4 separate regions of the Homo sapiens genome follow, and all the other regions are linked to region 1. Evidence: read pairs that join two places in POLR2A ChIA-PET (ENCODE). Cell type or tissue: GM12878. All regions are shown on one strand. Links, peaks and the distances in the headings refer to the core of each region. The heading gives the core; the rest is flanking DNA. Region 1 overlaps PLXNC1 (plexin C1). Region 2 overlaps PLXNC1 (plexin C1). Region 3 overlaps PLXNC1 (plexin C1). Region 4 overlaps CEP83 (centrosomal protein 83).

What was found. Peaks named below come from ENCODE experiments on the same cell type or tissue, not always from the same donor. Only the 100,000 strongest peaks of a DNase experiment are listed, where the experiment ranks them.
Region 2: POLR2A ChIA-PET joins it to region 1 with 28 read pairs; 12 of 35 experiments call an interaction of 5 or more read pairs at or near these places.
Region 3: POLR2A ChIA-PET joins it to region 1 with 5 read pairs; 11 of 35 experiments call an interaction of 5 or more read pairs at or near these places.
Region 4: POLR2A ChIA-PET joins it to region 1 with 5 read pairs; 3 of 35 experiments call an interaction of 5 or more read pairs at or near these places.

The regions. Positions count from the first base shown.
Region 1 is chr12:94,151,340-94,155,973 of GRCh38, reverse strand. All of the region lies in intron 1 of PLXNC1 (plexin C1), which reads right to left. Among named protein-coding and RNA genes, the nearest start is that of PLXNC1, 5.1 kb to the right of the region's middle. In GM12878, for the core only: a CTCF peak has its summit at 4,229; no DNase peak of the experiment used is centred there; H3K4me3 peaks cover 3,409 bases.
Region 2 is chr12:94,203,207-94,208,174 of GRCh38, reverse strand. All of the region lies in intron 4 of PLXNC1 (plexin C1), which reads right to left. Among named protein-coding and RNA genes, the nearest start is that of PLXNC1-AS1, 29 kb to the right of the region's middle. RefSeq lists enhancers at 377-446, 3,397-3,446. In GM12878, for the core only: no CTCF peak of the experiment used is centred there; DNase peaks (open chromatin) are centred at 2,084 and 3,114; H3K4me3 peaks cover 2,796 bases; H3K27ac peaks cover 3,638 bases.
Region 3 is chr12:94,255,943-94,260,910 of GRCh38, reverse strand. PLXNC1 (plexin C1) reads right to left here. Exons shown (of 31, transcript NM_005761.3): 18 at 1,536-1,574; 19 at 1,177-1,301; 20 at 71-269. Among named protein-coding and RNA genes, the nearest start is that of PLXNC1-AS1, 82 kb to the right of the region's middle. In GM12878, for the core only: no CTCF peak of the experiment used is centred there; DNase peaks (open chromatin) are centred at 2,130 and 2,640; H3K27ac peaks cover 2,356 bases.
Region 4 is chr12:94,402,904-94,407,871 of GRCh38, reverse strand. It overlaps CEP83 (centrosomal protein 83), which reads left to right. Exons shown (of 17, transcript NM_016122.3): 5 at 4,610-4,702. Among named protein-coding and RNA genes, the nearest start is that of CEP83, 54 kb to the left of the region's middle. In GM12878, for the core only: no CTCF peak of the experiment used is centred there; a DNase peak (open chromatin) is centred at 2,061; H3K4me3 peaks cover 1,135 bases; H3K27ac peaks cover 1,844 bases.

The DNA.
Region 1 (4,634 bases), core at 585-4,584:
GCTTTTATTCCTAGATTACCATGTAATTCCATGTGTTTCTGTCCACAATATCCCTCATCCCTTTATCTGACCTTACTCAAGTAGATCTTTATTCCATGCAACCAACTGTACATGACTAGGATAGAAATTGGTAACAGGACTGATGTTGTAAAGAATGGACCCTTGGAGAGAATGTCTGGTGTGCGGAATTGGTTCTGGCGTACAGCACAATAGACGACTCTAGACATCCCCCCACATCTGGGAGTGAAATACAAATAAACTGTTATATGCAAGAGTGAAGGAGCTAATTAAACTATGGCTTACAGGTTTTTGAGACTCAGACTCTAAGCCCAAAAATGGCAAGTCTTTAAAGGGCTTTCTAGGTACTGCCTTTGATCAGTGAGGAGGGAATAAGGAATATCAGGTGGTAAAATGTGTTGGTTACTTTTTATGGCCCTAAGTAAAATGCAAGGGGAAAAAAAATGCGACAAGTTCCTATCCTAGGTGCCTCAGTTGGAACACAAGGAAAATTGTTTTATCTTACAATAGTGGTTCTTAAACCTAAGCATGACTTCAAATCACGTTGAGAGCTTGCTAAAATACAGATTGCCAGTCCCACCCCAACCTCCAGAGCTTCTGATTTAGTAAGTCTGGTGTAGGGTCCAAGAATGTGCATTTCTAGCAAGTTCCCAGGTGATATTCATGCTGCTGGGCCACAGTCCACACTTTAAGGACCACTGCCTACAGCATAAAGCCCTTTCCTCTCATAGTTGAAAGGCAATCAAAAATTACACCATAGAAGTTCCAACCATGCTAGGTTTCCATGGTCAAAAGTAACTCTCAGATTGGCAACACCAGAAGCCTGGTATTCCAATGAATGGAAGTACCTGGGAAGAGGTGAAGGAGTAAAGGACACCATGTAACCTAAAACTAAGGAAGGAAGGGGCCCTGACACATCAGGCATTAAGAAAAAGACAATGATTAAGGGAGTATGAGGTGACCAGACTCCCAGAAAGTGTTGCTGCTGAGTAGAGAAAACATTTCCAACATGATTCTCTACGATCCTTCATTTATTCATTCAACAAATATTTCTGAAGTCCCAACTACATACTGGGTACTATGCTAGGTATGGGGGGTTCAACAGAGAACACCCTTTGAGATGATGTATAGATCAGAACACCAACACTGTCTAGAAGTTCACAGTTAAGAAACTACAATCCTGCCAGAGTCAGAACTTCAGGTGGTCACCAATGCAAACCTAGAAACTCAGCTCATAACTAAGGATTCTCTGCTATCCTATGCCTGTGTCCACAAAAAGCTGGTCTTAGCATAGCAGTTGCAAGGGCTTAGCTTGCTCCATACAGGTTAGGGTTGACATCAGGACCTAATGTCCATGCTGACAGACTGTCCATGGCAGTGGACATGTACACATTATTGCATGTAGTAATTATTTAACCCTTCGTGCTTTGGTTTCTTTATTTATAAGTGGGGAATCCCATTTCCTTGACAGCAATATTCTCTGGATTCATGAGTTAATGTGTATAGAATAAGCACTACTTGACCCATAGAAAATGCCGTGTGCTTTGGATGTCTTTACTATCATCACCATCATGATTATTAATAGTAATAGGGTAGGGCTCCTTAATATAGACTTGTAAGGTGGCTAAAAGCTCAGGTCGTAGAGCTGGACCACCCAGGTTCTAAATCCTCTGCTATTTTCCAGCTATGGAACCTAACAGAAGCTCTCTGGGCCTTAATTTTCTCATCTCTAATCATCATGATAACTACAGTCCTTGCCCCATATGGTGAATGAGAATCAACAGAAAATAAGGCATGTAAATTGCTTCACACAAAACCTGGCCATAATAACTATTCAGTAGATAGTAGCTATGATTGCTTTCCCCTCTTTCTAAGTGGGTGCTGTCATGGCAATTGTCCTTTTTGAATCCATTTTTGCATATAATATGTGTATATGAGGGTAAAATCACCATCTAGTCTATAGACTGCAAAATGGCTTGACAAAATCATAACAGAAGCTGGAAGAGAAATAAACATCACAAGAAGACTGCGGATTTTGAGGTCAATAGGCTGCATCGCCAAGTGGAACTGGGATGTCACTTCTCCACACATGTTCCTTGGGTTGCTCTCTGTTGGGCAGCATGTGAGCATTCTGTGGTTGTCTGCATGACAGTTAAATTATGTCAGGCTTTAGAATTATGTAGGCGTGGAAGAAGGCGGTATGTCCCCCTACAAAGGGTAGAATGAACTAGAGAACAAACTAGAATGATCTAGAGTCCTGTGGACCAATACTGCAGGAAAACGTACTACCCTCAATGTCTACCGAGGGGTGGCTGCCATGTTTAAACCACGAGTGACCCCAGAACCCAACAATGGTGGCCAAACAAGTCTGGAGCAATCAGACTCCACAAACTCGAACACAAACACTTTCTGTGTATCACGTTGGTGTGCCAGGGGTAGTGAGAGTTCAGAAAGGTAGGAAGTCAAATTGATTAACTTGTGCATAATTAAAAACATTCATTTTTATACTAATCCAAGCACAGGTGTGTTATAAAAAAGAATGAAAAAAAGGAAAGAGACCACATGAAGTTCTAAAACACAAGCCAAGATTAGAGGCATGTACTGCCTTCTGAGGTTACCCTCTAGCCTCAACCCCACATCCTAGGGGAGGTTGTTTGCTGCCAATTTAATTAGGGGACCTTCAAGGGAAAGTTCGAGAAACCCTGGGGTGGTGGGAAGAGTAGAGATGTAGACATTGGAAGACCTGGATTTAAGGTGGAGGGCTTTGGCACTTAACTATCTTGAGCAAGCTGCTTAACGGATCTTTAGCCTCCTCATCTGGAAAATGAAATCATCCCCATAGAATCAACCTCAGACTTGATGCGGGGCTCAAAAGAAATAATACATGTGGAAGTGCTGTACAAATATCACAGAAGATTATTAGAGAGAGGGTCTACAGAAATCGGTTGCCTTAGCACATTTGAGAGCTGCAGTTAACCTGCTACAGTTATGAAAGTGGATTCAAAGTTGGTGGCAAGGCAGAAAAAGTAATGGTCCAGTGTGTAAACAGCTGAGTACACACTCATTACACAAGCATCTCGTAAATCACTGCTTAGCAGAAGCTGAAGGAGAGGAGGATCAGTGACAAGAGATAAGAGAACCAGAAAGTGGGAAAATACAACCCAGTCAGTCCTGTCACTTTTCTACCTATGGCTGATTGAAGACGGAAAATAAGAGCCAGCTAGGAGGAGAGGGAGAAAGAAGGCAAGCAAATCCAGCCGCTTGTGCCTTGCAGCCTGTGGATTACTGTTAAAATTACTGTGTCTGCTCTAAAGGAATTGCTGTTGGAATCTATTGAGGTTCCCTCTAGAGTGTTTCAAGTCCTGCTCCTGTTTTAGGCACCTATAATTCAGCATGCCTTTTCAAAAACACATTCAAGACCTGAAAATAAAATGCAGAACAAATGCAATCAAATGACATCATTCTTCTGAGTGACAGCCAGGGGCACACTGATCCCATGACCCCATTACACAAGGTTGCAATCTGCTATCGTCCTTTCAGTGGCAAAATCAGTGGCACCCAGCACAGAGCATTGCTTACACTAGCAGGCATCAAACAAATATTTGTTGAATTGAGTATCTTCTCTACCTATTTAATAGGTTAGAAAATTGTCAGCTTTTTCATCAAAACTACCACCCTTTTTCATTCAAACTCCTCTTGAAATTCAATTCCATTAAGGCTTTTCAATGCATACTAGCAGCAAGGAATTTACTTAAATGAAAAAAAAATGCAAAGCTCCAAGCTCCCACCTGTGCAGCCATGACATGCTATTGTTTGAACCAGAGTATATTATTTAACTTGGCTGACAAGCTCAGGGGGTACAGACCCTGTCTTTCAGAACACACAGCTCTGAGCACACTGGGAGTTCTTGATAAATAGCAGCAAGAAATGCTGTGGAGGGACCCATTTTAATTATTTATTTTTCCAGTTCCAGATTTTTGGCAGCATGTGTTTATCCTTTGCTTGATTTCCAAGGGGCAGCTCTCTCGCAGAAGCTCCGCGACTTCCTCTGCCACTGCCCCTCCCCATCCCGGCACAAGCAGGAACACCTGATTGAGCCAAAACGTGGATTTTGAGTGCATTCAAGATGCTGGCTGGGTTTGGAAGGGAACTGAGTCTTCCAGGACCCAATAGGTAGAGAGACGCAGTCAAGAGAAATGTTTTGGCTCCACACATCGACACAGCTGTCAGATGGCAAAGCTTGGACTTTCACCCTCATTACCTGCTGTGGGCCTCTGAGCTGGCTTGTCATTAACCCCAGAGACTAAGTGTGTCTAAAGCTTGACACAAAGTAATATTTCGGGGGTACTTTCAAGTCTTTCAACAGAGAAGTAGGAAACGATAATTTTACCAAACTTAAACCGTTAGATTATAAAGATCTAATAAAGACAGGAATCAAATATTACATTATATGTGTACGGCAACAGCAAGTCATTTAGGAGGCAAATATGTGTTTTTACATATTTTTAAAAATTATACCAGTAACAAAATGAAGGCCTTAATGTGTGTGTCCCAGCACACAGCTTGACAGGCAAAGAAGCAGCAGCAAGTGACCGTTCTAAGAAGCCTTGCAAAAG
Region 2 (4,968 bases), core at 627-4,626, 52 kb before region 1:
AAGCCATAAATTTATCTGACCCTTGATGGCTAGCTCATCCGTCAAAGACATTAAGTTCAAATTAAACCGCCTGTCAATGTCAGAGAGAGTTTGCAACGGAGAGACAAGCACTGCTGGATTGAAAAACAGAATGACGAAGCTGGTTCTTTCGGTTGTATCTGAAATAGATCATGACTGTCAAAAACTCCCTGCCTCTCATGGGCACTCCGGTTTGTGTAAGGCACTTCCTCTGCCTATAAGAAAAAAAAAAATAAGCCAATTCCGAAGAGACTGGAGTACAAATATTTTTGTTGGCTCTTAATGCTGCCTGGGAGTCAAAGCCTAAGGCTGCCAAAAAAACAAGTGTAAAATATTTCATACAAATAGTGCTACAATTTGCCAATTTGTAGGCAGAAAACAGTAGTGCCACTGAGTTATCACTCCCTTTTCTGAACTCCTATAGCATTTCTTGTCAGAAGTACATATTTCGGTATTTAATCATATGCTGCCTCGAATTACAACTTAACTATTTCATAAGTCTATCTCAGTTCTCCCCAAGTAAGCTCTAAGCTCCTCAAAGAAGGGAGAAGGTCTTTAATATTTCTTTAGCAAATCCCTCAGTGTCTGGCAGCATGATATGCAAATACTAGGGTTTCAATAAATATTTTTGAATGAAAGGATGAAATATGAAATCTCTATAGGTCTTTTCTGTTGCTGATTTTTCTTTCTAGAGTTTTAATTCATGTCTGACTCCTCCTCATGCCAAAGAGACTATTTTTAAAACAAGCAAAAAGTTTAAATCTGGGGACAAATTGGGGGTGAGGTTTCCATTTTACTTTTTGAAAAAAAAAGGGAAAAGAAAGTATAAAATGAACCTTTCATTTTTTATTCTGCATAAGGCAAAAACAAAATCTAACCATGTTAAGCAACTAAACATAAATTCCTTGTTTTTATATATATATAAAAAAACAACCCACCACCTCTGAACTCCTATTCTTTGCCTCTCACCAGTACAAATAAAAAATGAAAAAATAAAAAGCAAACCATGACACCAAGTATGTATAACCAGATGGCCAGCCAACAACAGTATCTTATTACTTCTCAAATACTGCAGATTATAAAATCTTCATGACAGCATATTACTCATACATTTACATTTCTTACAGAGCAGATCTTATAGCTCCCATATTTTAGTAAACAAAGCTAGTTACTCTGAAATAATTCCTTTTGAAAGCTATCACTCTAATTCCTGCGTATCAACAAGAGCAACGGTCAAGTGCATAAACACTTGAGCCACTGCCCTAATTAAATTAAAATCTCATTGTCACACAGGACTCTTAGTGAGGCTGATTCTTCAGTGATGCACTCTCAGATAGGCTGATATCTTAATGGCTTCATTTCAATTTCTTCAGGCCAAGAATAGGAGGAAAATTGGATTTGGATAAGAATGGACATATTCTAGGGAAACTGGTAGAGATATATTTGCTTTCTTGACTTACTATTACTTTTGCTCCATCCTCTACTGAGGATCTATCCCAAAGTCCTCAGACTCCCAGTCAGTATTTTATTTTTCTAGTCCTTATTTCCACTTAGAGCTAATACTTTCATGATAAAGCCTGCAGGCAGACACAAGCCTATTTGCAAATTAGAATACAGAACCTGCCCAAATGCAAAGAAAAGATTGCCTGAAGGAAAAAAAAAAAAATCCCCCAAACCAAAAAGTTAATTTAAAAAGACTTCCCTTATGTGAAAAACACTGTATGTAGAAACAATTCAGTCAATGAAACTATTTAAGAAAGCTGTTCTTGTTAGTTTGCTATAAAATCTGCTGTAGAGCTTAATGTATTCGAGATAATACTAGAGTTTGATATTGGCATTCAACTATATAAGTATGTAACCGCCCCCTCCCTCACCCCCAACAGATTTAAAAAAAAAAAAAGTTCCAAACCTACTCCGGCCCCAAGTCATAAACAGGAAGGTCCCAGACACTTGTTTCTAAGTTCACTGTTTGAAAACTTAGAAAGTCTTTATATACAGTGGGTTTGCTTCCTGGGTTCATAGAAATATGTGTAACCCATAATATCCCTGAATAATTACCCCACCACAGACTGGCATGGAGGAAACATTACTGTGTGCCAGGCACTGATGGGAGTGTTTGCAGTTAGTTCTCACAACAACCTCACTCTTTACGGATGAAACAGAAGCTCAGAGAAGTACAGTAACATATCAAGGCCACATAGCTGCCAAGTGGCAGAAGTCTGATTTCAGAGCCCACAAACTTGGCCCCCTGGCTTCATGCCTTCCTATAGATCCTAACCACCACTTAATAGAGGACATTCATAGTTCCTCCTGGCTTCCTGGGACCTCAACCAGTGGTTGCAGGGTGGAGCTGGGCCAGGATGAGGACACAGGGATGGGGACCCCAGAAACAGAGAAGACAGAAGGTAAGGCAGAGACTGTAGGATGAAGCGGTTAGCAAGGATTTGGGGGAGAACACAGAAGTGGGCATTCTGAGAGGCCTCTAATTTTCCTCTATCACTAGCTGTGAATACAACACAACCACACAACTAGCAAGAGGTTAAAATTTCAGGCGGCCCTGGACTTAGAAATCCATTCTACTCCCAAAAAGGTTTTCTTGCAAACCATCTGTTTCTAATATAAAATGCATTTTTCCCCCATAGAAATAATGTTATAAACAGTGATTAGGTTTCCAGGTTAGCCCACAAAACCTACTTATCCATAATGTAACTTTACTACTATATATTTGCAATAAACAATAGCAGAAAACAATGAGATTGCAGCCATTTGCATTATATAGCAGTTTTCTTCTTTACTTATTTGTGTTTCTGCTCAGCTGGTAGTGTGGGAACAGCGCCCAGCTGGATCGACTTTTAAATTTATTATTACAGTATTGTATTTATACAGCATTTCTATTTTTTTAATGGGCATGGCTTAAATTATTAATTGTTTTCATGCCAACATAAAGAACAGGGAGGCCCACCTCTGAAAAGGAGCTGAAGTTTCCAAGCAGGTGAAATACCCATGGGCCGGGCTGGGGGACCTTGAGAAGCCAACTCTGTTAGGCTAGAATCTTGCAGTAAAAATTTACCACTTACTCAACCTTGAAATAGAAACTCTGAACTCAGAAATGTAACTTCTACTTCCTGCCACTCAAATTTCATCAGCATCCTCTAATCTAATTGTTCACCAAGAGCAGACAGTCCCTGAAGGAATCTGATAACTACATATCAGGTAAGTGGCTTGAATGTGGGGGTTAGTGTGAACTGTTCCAAAGATTCTACACTGATATAATATCAGAAAACTTTTAACAAGGAAACAATCCAGCTTCTCTCTCTCCCAGGAAACAAGAGACTGCATCCATGCTGGGGGAGGGCTTTGCTATAAGAGCAACCCAAGGTCTTTTGCTAAGTGATTTGAAACAGATGTCTGCATTTTTAGGGAAGGCACAGAGCCCAGTGGAGGGGCGAGGTGGTCTCCAGAATCGGGGGACTTTCTTTACAATTGCCAGTCCATGAGATGAGGAAACCAAAGTCTACTGAATGGACGAGAATAGGAAGTCTGTGACAAACTAAACTTCAAATGAAAGGCCTCCAGACTCTTTAAGAGGGGAATGCCAAAACATAAGACCAAAATAACTTGCTGGGAAAGCTCAAAAATTGGATCTTCATCACTGAAGCTGAAAGTCAGTCTACATGATAAAATTATGCTAATAACAGAGACAATTAAAAGATTTTTTTTAAGCAAAAACATCTAACATGCCAGGCGATGTCTTTTCACATGATTTGATTCATTTATTATTCACAACAAACCTCTAAGTAGCTGCAATAATTGTCCCTGCTTCACAGATGTGGGAAACTGAGGCATAGCTGGTTCCATATTGCTTTCCTAAGGTCACAGGGATAGTAAGCAGAGGAGCTGACCTACTAAGTCAGGCAGTGTAGCCTCAAAGCCTGTGGTCTCATCAGCTACCTATATTGCCTCTCAGAATAGCTAATAGTGACTGAGCCCATCTGTCTTAGTCTGTTTTGTGTTGCTATAATAGAATACCACAGACTGGGTAATTTATAAAGACAAGAAATTTATTTTTTACAGTTCTGGAGGCTGGAGAGTCCAAGGTCGAGGGGCCTGCATCTGGCGAGGGCCTTATTGCTGAATCATCCCATGGCAGGAGGTGGAAGAGCAAGAGAGAGCGAGGGCATGCGCATGTGAACAAGAGAAAGAGACTGAATTTGCAGCCTGAAGCCCTTCTATGATTGGCATTAATCCATTCACAAAGGCAGAGCCCTCATGACCTAAACACCTCTCACTAGGTCCCACCTTTCAACAGAGTTGCATTGGGGATTAAATTCCCAACACACGCTTTTTAGGTGACATTTTCAAACCATCGCACCTTCCTAGTGCCCATAGGCCAGGCACTGTTTCTGGGGACTTCTGGGAATTAACACAGTAATCCTCACAACCAGCCCATGAAGTAGGTGTTATTGTTACCACCTCCATGTCAGAGGTTGAGAAACGGAGGTGCAGAGAGGTTAGTTAGCATGGTGTCTGGCACTGGCATCTATCTCTTACTACTACACCTAATTGCTCAAAAATTTTGAAGGCTTCCAGGGCAGCGACATCACAAATGCCAGCATAATAGCAAGTAGATTCTTCCAAGACATGAACATATAGGAAAATACAAGTTTTACTCAATTTCTCAGCATTTTTCAAACTGTGTTCCTGGATTTGTTTTGGTGTTAATATTAAAGTAGGGTTCTATTGCCAAGAAGCTTGGGAAACACTAGTTAAATAAAATTAAACAAGTCTCTCTGCTGCAGGACTTCTCAGAGCCTTGTAGATGCCACTGTGCTTTGTAACTTTCTGAGACAAGAATGAATGATGTACCATCTTCCAGCTTTTTTGTTGAAGGATGTTCTGAGGGATGAGAAATTCTAGTCACACATGTTGGGAACCACTACCTGGTCTGGT
Region 3 (4,968 bases), core at 501-4,500, 110 kb before region 1:
GCATCAGAGTCCGCTAAAAATAACTGCCTATTGTCTTACCTCTGACATTGCTGAGGGATGTGACACTTACCCGGAGAAATCCAGAAAGGCAGACGGACATCCAGTTTGTGAGGAGTTTTTCGACGACGGACTCCGTGCGTCTCAGCATGAGTTTCGGCTGCATGTTACTACACTGTTCCATCAAGTCCCTGGTCAGCACCTCTAGGATGCTGGTCAGGTAGACCAGCTTGGTTTGCAGTGCAATGGTTAGGAAGGAGGCAAACAGACACCTGTTGAAAAAGAGAGCTGGGTGAACCATTGGCTGCAGGCCTAGCTGGACACCCATGGGAGTTTCCATGGAAGCTCACTGGCAGGGCAGGGAGCTGGCCTGTTGGGTTGGGAGCTTTTTTTTTTTTTTTTTTAATGTTTAGATTCTAACCACTTCTATCTCTAGAACATTTTCTGTGTTTTCAGCATTTAAACTAGAGTGGTAACAAGATGTGAGTCTTCCAAAGTTTCGGGATGTTTTAAAAATAAAAATTAACACTTCTGCTTTTTTTATTAAGAATTTATGGGCCGGGCATGGTGGTTCACGCCTATAATCCCAGCACTTTAGGAGTCTAAAGCAGGCAGATCACCTGAGGTCAGGAGTTTGAGACCAGCCTGGGCAATATAGCAAGACCCCATCTCTACTACAACAACAACAAAACATTAGCTGGGTGTGGTGGCATGCACCTGTAGTTCCAGCTACTTGGGGAGGCTGAGGCAGGAGGGTAGCTTGAGCCCAGGAGGATGAGGCTGCAGTGACCTATGATCACACACTTCAGCCTGGGCCACAGAGTGAGACTCCAACAACAACAACAAAAAAATTGTGTTGGGGTGGTATGATCTAAAATGGAGAGAAGGCTGCATAAACTCCCAATCAAATAGCCTTTGGAAAAGTGCATGTTCTCAAGATACCAAGTTCAGATAGTGGTTTGGAAATAAAATATGGGACTCAGGTTTGATTTCTCTCTCTTTTTTTTTTTTTTTGTAGAGACAAGGTTTTGCTGTGTTGGTCAGGCTGGTCTTGAACTCCTGGCCTCAAGTGATTGCCTGCCTTGGCCTCCCAAAATGCTGGGATTACAGCCATGAGCCACCATGCCCGGCCTGATTTTTTCTTAAAGGCTTTTAAAACATCAAAGAATGGACTAATACCTGTCCTTCACAGAAAAGTTCTTCTGCTTTTCAAGGGTGTGGATGACAGTAACAAGAAAGCTTTTATTACAGATTAGGGCATCCAAAGCTGTGAGACTTTCATTCTTGTCGTTGGCGTCTCTGTTCTGATAAAAAGAAAAAAATATATAGTATAATACAAAATCATATATAAGTTTAAAGTTAGAAAGTAGACCCACAATGGGTTTTCCAAGACAATGAATTATTCAATATTGAATTCATGATCCAAAAAAAACCCACAATAAAAATTCAAAGTAATAATAATAGAGATGATAGTGATGATGATAACACTATGAACATCAGGCAGTCACTGGGCTAAAAATGAAAACGTAGAGACTTACATGCATATCTTCAGTGAAGATGTGGGTGAAGCCACCTGACTGAGAGGAAGGAGACACTTTTATTATTCATAACATCCAAAGGAAATGAAGAGTGTATTTTTGTTATAATACCCAAGTCCGTTTTAATAAAGTAGAGACACTATTTGCTAATCTGAAGCGCCCCTGGGTTTATGGTGGCTGCGTATTCTCTAATACATAATAAATAATTATTCAGCTTTCAAGAAACGCCACTGAATTCCGAAAGCCTCTAAGAATAATAATTATCATGGCATTAGTTCCAGGTTTGGTAGATGAAGGTATCATCCCACGTTTTAGAAGAAGTGATTTAAGAGTTAAAGAAGGGGTCATTGATGAAGATTATGCAAATATCAGACCCCTCTTCAAGCAATTTACCTTCTAAAGATAAAGACTAAATTACGTTGTTAAGTTTTACAAGTCTTACCTAAGTAGCATCTACTGTTTCAATACACAATGATATTGAAAGACAGGGGGTAGTTAAAAGCATAGAATCTGGACCAAACTACTTGGGTTCCAGTCCTGGTTTTAATCACATACTGGTCACATGACGTGGGATGTGTTACCTAACCTCTCTGTGTCTGACTTGCCTCATCTCTGAAATGGGGACAGTAATGGTTCCCACCTCAGAGGTTTAGTGTGAAAATAAAATGGGTGCAGAGTAAGTGCCCTGTGTCAGTTATCATTACTGGTTTTATTCCTAATTTATAGCAAACTAGACCACAATGCTATCACCCCACTGGTTTCTAAATGCTAGGTAGCTCTGGAATATAAAAAGGGTTTATAGTGTATCATCAATCTTATTAAAAATCAATGGTTAAACTTTAAAAGTATGTTAAGCAATACTTTAAGTCCACAGAATGAGACTCTAAACTCAAAACATTCAAGTTTTTCTTCTTTTTTGATAATAATAGAAACTTTGAGCTAATTTTATATCTTGTGAAGTAAATTTCTTCTGTAGAGAATTTTGCTTCATAGTTTCAAATCTGCAAGCCCAAGCAAAAGACCTGAAACTATTTTGGCCATATCCTCCCCTAGTAAAAAGCAAAAAAGCCCCAAAAAAACAAACCAAAAAAACCCCCAGACCCTAGGTTTGCATTTTCTGGTTCTTAATATTTTTCTGCTGAACCAACTTCATGTAAATAGACAGGAGAAACAGGTTGATTCTTAATCGTAAATACGGAAGTGCCGCCCTGGTTCTCTCTGTGTGTTTTTTTGTTTGTTTTGTTTTTTTGAGACGGAGTCTTGCTCTGTCGCCCGGGCAGGAGTGCAGTGGCGCGATCTCGGCTCACGGCAACCTCTGCCTCCCGGGTTCAAGCAATTCTTTATTTTTTTTTGAGACGGAATCTCCCTCTGTCGCCCAGGCTGGAGTGCAGTGGCGTGATCTCGGCTCACTGCAACCTCCGCCTCCCAGGTTCAAGCAATTCTTTTTATTTATTTATTATTTTTTTTGAGACAGAGTCTCGCTCTGTCGCCCAGGCTGGAGTGCAGTGTGGCGCTATCTCGGCTCACTGCAAGCTCCGCCTCCCAGGTTCACACCATTCTCCTGCCTCAGCCTCCCGAGTAGCTGGGACTACAGGCGCCCGCCACCATGCCTGGCTAATTTTTTTGTATTTTTAGTAGAGACGGGGTTTCACTGTGTTAGCCAGGATGGTCTTGATCTCGGGTTCAAGCAATTCTCTGCCTCAGCCTCCCGAGTAGCTGGGATTACAGGTGCACGCCACCATGCCTGGCTAATTGTGTATTTTTAGTACAGACGGGGTTTCACCATGTTGGCCAGGCTGGTCCCTAACTCCTGACCTCAAGTGATCCACCCGCCTCGGCCTCCCAAAGTGCTGGGATTACAGGCTTGAGCCACCGCGCCTGGACCCGTGGCTCTCTGAGTTTTAAGGCTGCTTCCTCCTTTCATTCAAATTTCCCTTTTCTTCAGCTTAGATCCTCTGCCTACCCTTATTTCTTCTCCTACTTTATGCAAAGCAAAGAAGAGTCAATAAAATAAAAAGCAAGGCTTTAAAAGCCAAAACCGACAGGCAGAGCAAAGAACCCTGGCCTCCTTTGAGAACCTACAATCTCCTCTGGATTTTGCCTGTTGCTTTTTTGTAGGTGCTGAACACCCAAATCCTACCCCCACAGCCCCCAACCTCCAGGCCTAGAGGATTCGGCTTCTGATCAATCCATAAAGAGCCTAATTAATACCAGGACTTATCTGCAGCCTGGAATGCATTTAAGTGGCATTGTCTTCTTACGATCTGTTTCCCTGTTCTATCTTTTCTTAATTATTATAAAATCAGTTTTGACTTAGGTCTTCTTGAAAGGGTTCTGACAAATTTATGCATGTTTTTTCCTGGGTTCTCTCCTTTAAACAACTTCTGACTTCAATTTTTATGACTTTCCCAGTTGTTTTTCAAGATTATACACAACACTGAGTTAAATCAGTTTGCCTCCTTTGCAACTATCTCTCTTCTCCTAAAATAAGGTAGCATTGTTCCTGGGATCTTTTTTTTTTTTTTTTTTTTGGAAACACTCAACTTGCAACAGTGTTCCTTTACATTCATTACTCTATCTTGTTCTTGATTACCAAATTTAGAAGATAAGAACATTTCTTTTTTCAGGCCACAGATTATTCAGCACTCAAGGGCAATCATTAACTGTAAAAGCCCACACAGCATTCATGTTGATAGTCAAAAATCTCCGTTATTTTATTGCTTTTAAATTCTTAATGGGGATCTCAGATAGCTCAGAAATAGGACTCGTGATGCAACCTTTGCAGAAGCCCCACACAGTCATCCTGATTCGGGGAATCGAATTCCTTTCCCCAGGCGGTGTTCTGCCATAGAAATGGATGAGGTGGCAAATGGTAGATCTCGGTGCCTCGGTACTCTTGGAGGATAAGTTAAAGGAAACAAACTTCACCAGCACAAAAAGCTGAAGTCTTATTTACAGCCTTCTTGATTTATAACACTAAGGCTTGGACCAAAAAATATGGCAGGTGTTTTATGGAGGCATTCCAACCTCCAGACCCCGCATTACATATCATGGTGTCCTCTTCTAAATTATAGAGAAACTGGAAATTGCTTACTGCATGTGTCTGGGTTTCTGAACTCTAGGCTTCTGGCCAATTGTTCCGGAGAAGCTTCTGGTAAGGTGATACAAACTCTCCTTTGGCCTGGAGAGATTTCAGCCGTTGCTTAGAAGTCTAGATTGAAATGTGATCATTGGTATTGATGTGTTTAAGAGGTTGGGCCTCTATGTGGTCATCATACCGCAAAAAAGAAGGGCAATATGGCAGAGCTGGGGTATCAGGACATGGCAGTGATGATACGCAGGATGAGTGTACCTCGCCAAAGACTTGGGAGGGTAAATGGAGAAGGCTGAGTGAGTGGGTGAGAAAATGGAGGCGTGAGAACATAGGTAAGAC
Region 4 (4,968 bases), core at 347-4,346, 250 kb before region 1:
ACCCCAGCCTGGGCGACAGAGCGAGACTCTTTCTCTCTCCAAAACAAACAAACAAACAAAAAGTAGCCTAAGAGAGAATATTTTTTCCTAAAATGGGATGGGAAAAATCCTCTAATTCAGTCGGTGTCTTGGTTTATGTGTGCTTTGGAGGTATAGGGGATAGGAGAGGGAGAGATGGGGAGAGACAGAGGAAGAGAGAATTTATTATGTGTGTATTTGTTTTTAATAAGATTCCTAGGAGGTAAGAAAAAGTTAGAGATGCTTTGTCAGAGACCTCAGATCAGAAGACCCCTAAACTGTTGTATGCTATTAGATTGCACAGGCCAGTGGTGAGGTGCACACCATTACAGGATTTAAAGCACTGTTGTTTCCAAGAGGCATCTGTGATGTAATTGAACATATAATGCTAGAAGCTGCATGGATATTGTGCAGCTACATCACTCTACAGGGTAGTGAGCACAGGTTATCTTTGTTCTTTGCAGTGCACTTTGTCTGGTTTTTTGGCTGCTGTTCTCTTTATTGCTGGTTTTAAGCAATTTGATTGACATACTTTGCAGTTTTTTTTATATCTGTAGTGCTTGGGGTTTATTGAGTTCCATAGGTCTATGGGTTTACAGTTTTTATCAAACTGAAAATTTTTGGAGATTACTTCTAAAAATATTTTCTTTCTCCTCTTTCACCTCCTTTGGAGACTCTTAATTACATTCTAATATTAGACCACTTAAAGTTCTGCCATAGCTTGCTGATGTTGTTTATTAATTTATTTTTAGTATTTTTTGTCTCTGTGCTTCATTTTGGTTAGTTTCTGTTGCCATGTTTTCAGATTGATTGATTTTTTCTTCTGCAGTATCTAACCTGCCATTAATTCCATGCAGTGTAATTTTCATCTCAGAAATTGTAGTTTTCGTCTCTGGAAGCTCAATTTTGTTTTTTTTTTTTTGTTTTGAGACAGAGTCTCTCTGTGTCGCCCAGGCTGGAGTGCAGTGGCGCGATCTTGGCTCACTGCAAGCTCCGCCTCCTGTGTTCATACCATTCTACTGCCTTAGCCTCCTGAGTAGCTGGGACTATAGGTGCCCGCCACCACGCCTGGTTAATTTTTAAATTTTTTATTGTTAGTAGACATGGGGTTTCACCATGTTAGCCAGGATGGTCTCAATCTCCTGAGCTCGTGATCTGCCTGCCTCGGCCTCCCAAAGTGCTGGGATTACAGGCGTGAGCCACCTTGCCCGGCCTTGGTCTTTTTATCTCTATCCAACATGTTCAGTCTTTTCTCTAGTTCTTTGAACATATGGAATTCAGTTACAATAACTGTACAATAAAGTTTTAATGACATCTGTGTCATTTCTGGGCCTGTTTTAAGTTTATCCCCCCTGCCCCCACCACACACACACACACTCACTCTCACTCTCTCTCTCTCTCTCATGCTTCTCTGCATGCCTGGTAAATTTTTATTGGATGTTAGATACTGTGAACTTTGTTTTTAAAATGCTGGATTTTTGTTGTTGTTGTTGTTGTTGTTGTTTTTGTTTTGTTTTGTTTTGTTTTTGAGACGGAGTTTTACTCTTGTTGCACAGGCTGGAGTGCAATGGAGTGATCTCAGCTCACTGCAATCTCCACCTCCCAATATTTTTATATTCTGATACATGTTCTTGAGCTTTATTTTGGGACACAGTTAAATTATTTGGAAACAGTTTTATCTTTCTGGGTCTTGCTTTTAAGATTTAAGTGGGAGCAGAGTAGTATTTAGTGTAGTGCTAATTATTTCCCACCACTGAGGCAAGACTCTTCTGAGTAGTATAACAATTTCTTTATGAAACAAAGGATTTTAATCTGTTTTTGGGGAACAGAAACTATTCTTAGGTCTTTGTGAGCTCTGCGTATTCATCCTTCTAATCCTTTCAGGTGTGTATTTGCCTAGCCTTAGGTAGTTTCCTTGCACACATGTGTTAATCAGTACTCTACTGAATGAGTCAAGACTTTTTGTAGGTCTTCATAGTTGTCTTTCTGTGCCCTCTTTTCTCTGCTACCCTGTCTTAGGACTCTAACCACCCCACTGTCCTTGGATGCTCAGTTTCATCTCCTCAACTCAGGGAGTCCCTCATGACTGCATAGGTATCCTTTCCGGTGCCAGGTCCTGAAAACTCTCAAAGCTTATCTTCTATGTTTTGTGTCTCTCAGGGATCTGCCTTTTGCTTTCTTATGTCTAGTGTCTTGCAAACTGTTTAATTTTTGTCTGTTCTTTTGTTTGTTTCAGGCAAGAGAGCGAATCTGGGCTCTTATTCTATCTTGGCTGAAAGTGGAAGGCTTTTTACTTTCAGTTTAACTTTTGGTTTTGGAAATCTCAAACATGTAATGCATTCCCATGTACCCATCATCCAGCATTAATAATTATTCATTCTGAGCCAGGCTTGTTTTATCTACTACTTTCTCCCACCCACTTCCACTTTTTTCCTCAATGTTTCTGGATTATTTTGAATCAAATAATATTCTTTCAACAAATAATTGAGTATATATCTCTATAACAAATCAGTGCAGTCTGTCTTAAAAGCATAATCACAATACCTTTGCCATATTTAAAATACTTATTCATTAATACCTTTTAATATCCCACCTTTGTTCAGATTTTCTTAATTTTCCCATGGTTTTGCTTGCCTAGTTTTGAAGTTAGATCATTTGAAACAGGAGCCATGTAAGCTTTACCTATTAATCTCTTCCTTTTAATTGCTACCTCATCTTAGTTTGGACTCTTGATGTTGTCACCCAGACTTGATACTTGATACCGTAAACCAGATTATGACATGAGCTTTCTGTCTGGTTTCTTTGGCTCCATTTACTGCCTCTTCTTCCCACAGCTACAGCTACTCTCCCACTAAAGCTTTTGATTCATCTTGCTTCTTCGTAAAATATAGATATGGTAGTGTCACTCTTAAGCTTAAAAACCTTCAATAAATAAGGTACAGAAAAATATATGTACAATATCCTTTTTGTATAGAAATCAAAAGTGATATACATGCTTGTGTATCTGTAGATTGTTTTAGGAAGGGTACATAAGTTATTGACAATGATTGCTTCAATAAAAGGAAATTGGATTACTGAAGTGAGAAGACTTTTTAGTCTTTTGTTTGAATTATTTTATTTATGTAATTGTATATATTCATTTTAAATAAAATAAATTTTTAAAGTAAATACTATTGAATACTGAATAAATAATAAGAGTCTAAACCTGGTATTCAGGAACCTTTCACTCTTTGGCTGCAACCTAATTTTCCTTTTGTTTCCAGCCAGAGTGCAGCCCTCCAAGGTGGCATTTGGAAATGTTACAGTGTTTAGATATTTCTACCAGTGTGCATATAGGGTCCCACAATTTTAAATTTTCTGTAGTACTTAATGTGGTCCCATTCAAAATGGCTTTAACTCACCTTTGAGAATCACTTTTCTCCCATACAGTCTCTGACACCCAGGCAAATTAAAATGTTACCTGGCTTGAGTTTGGGTTCTATAAGCTTTCTATATAAGGGTTCTATATAAGCTTTAGTTTTCCCATTCCTTTGACGTGTCATGCCTTCTATCCTAAATGTGTTTTCTCTTTTTTACCTGTCTGGTAAGCCTGTATTGCCTACTTTTATAGTTATTTGTGTGTATGAGTTATTTTTAACACCAGAGTTTGAAGTTTTTATGGGGAGATATGTGCTTCATGTGAGTTTTTGTGATCTTTATAAAGTTATTTAGATACCTTGTGTGCCTCAGCATAGCTATACTGTGGCATTGTTGTAGGAATTAAATAAAGTAATGCATATAATGTGCTTAGAACAGGATGGTATGTAGGTTACAGTGCATTGTACAATGCTTTATATATAGTAAGCTCTCCATTCAGTAAAATGTAATATTTTGAATACAATATTTGGACTCTTCATAAAAAAGGAAACTGAACATTATCATTTTTATAGAAATTAATATACATGCAAACTTTAGATTTTTTTTTTTTTTTTTTACAACTAGTATTTGTTCCTCCTTCATTCATGAAATAGTTGAGTGGTTCCTATGTGCCAGACATTGGTGGGAGGTATTGGGAATACAACGGTGAATAAAGACTGTGTTTTCCCACATGGGACTTACATAAATATTTAATTACTTATTAAAATACGAGTTCTATAAAAGAGTGTGACAAGGAGAAGCCTAAATTAGGTACAGTGTGAGAGTAAAAATGAGCCTTTTCTAATTGAAAATAAGTCTGAAAGGTTCTCTTTGGTATAACAAATTGTTACACCTTTATTTTGCCTGCTTTGGAAAATAACTAGACTATTAGCCATTGTATACAACATGATAGTCTTAGCTGCCAACATAGTTATTCCTAACAATAGCAATAATAATCAGTAATTGTCTTTACTTCATGTTAATGGAATTTTTGACATCTCCAAGAGCCTGAAATTGAGATTCTTAAAGTATTATTTCAAATGATGATTCTATTTGTATAGTGATCACTGTAAAAAAACTATATTGCAAAAACTTTCATGAATTCCATTGTCATAATTAGGAGAGAGGCTTTGAAATATGGAGAATTCTTGATTTTAATGTGATTTTATATTGTTTGCATTTCTCTACATATTAGATATTAACTCCACAAAAATTGGAATTGCTAAGAGCCCAAATACAACAAGAATTAGAAACTCCAATGAGAGAACGTTTTAGGAATCTAGATGAAGTAAGTAACTTATGTTGTTTACTATGCATTTATCCTCATGGGATCAAAGTCTTGATGAAAAGCATCATTCCCCTACCCCAAAACCCTGCAGTAGTTCCCCCTTTTACTCAGTCATTGCAGTGGCCTCTAAGGCTTCACAGGATTGAACTCCCATTACCTCTCTGATCTCCTTTCCTTTTTCCACATTGGCCTACTGATGTTTCTTTGGCATTCCAGAATTGGTGCGTTTCTTTATTTTTATTTTTAATTTTATTTCTTTTTTAATT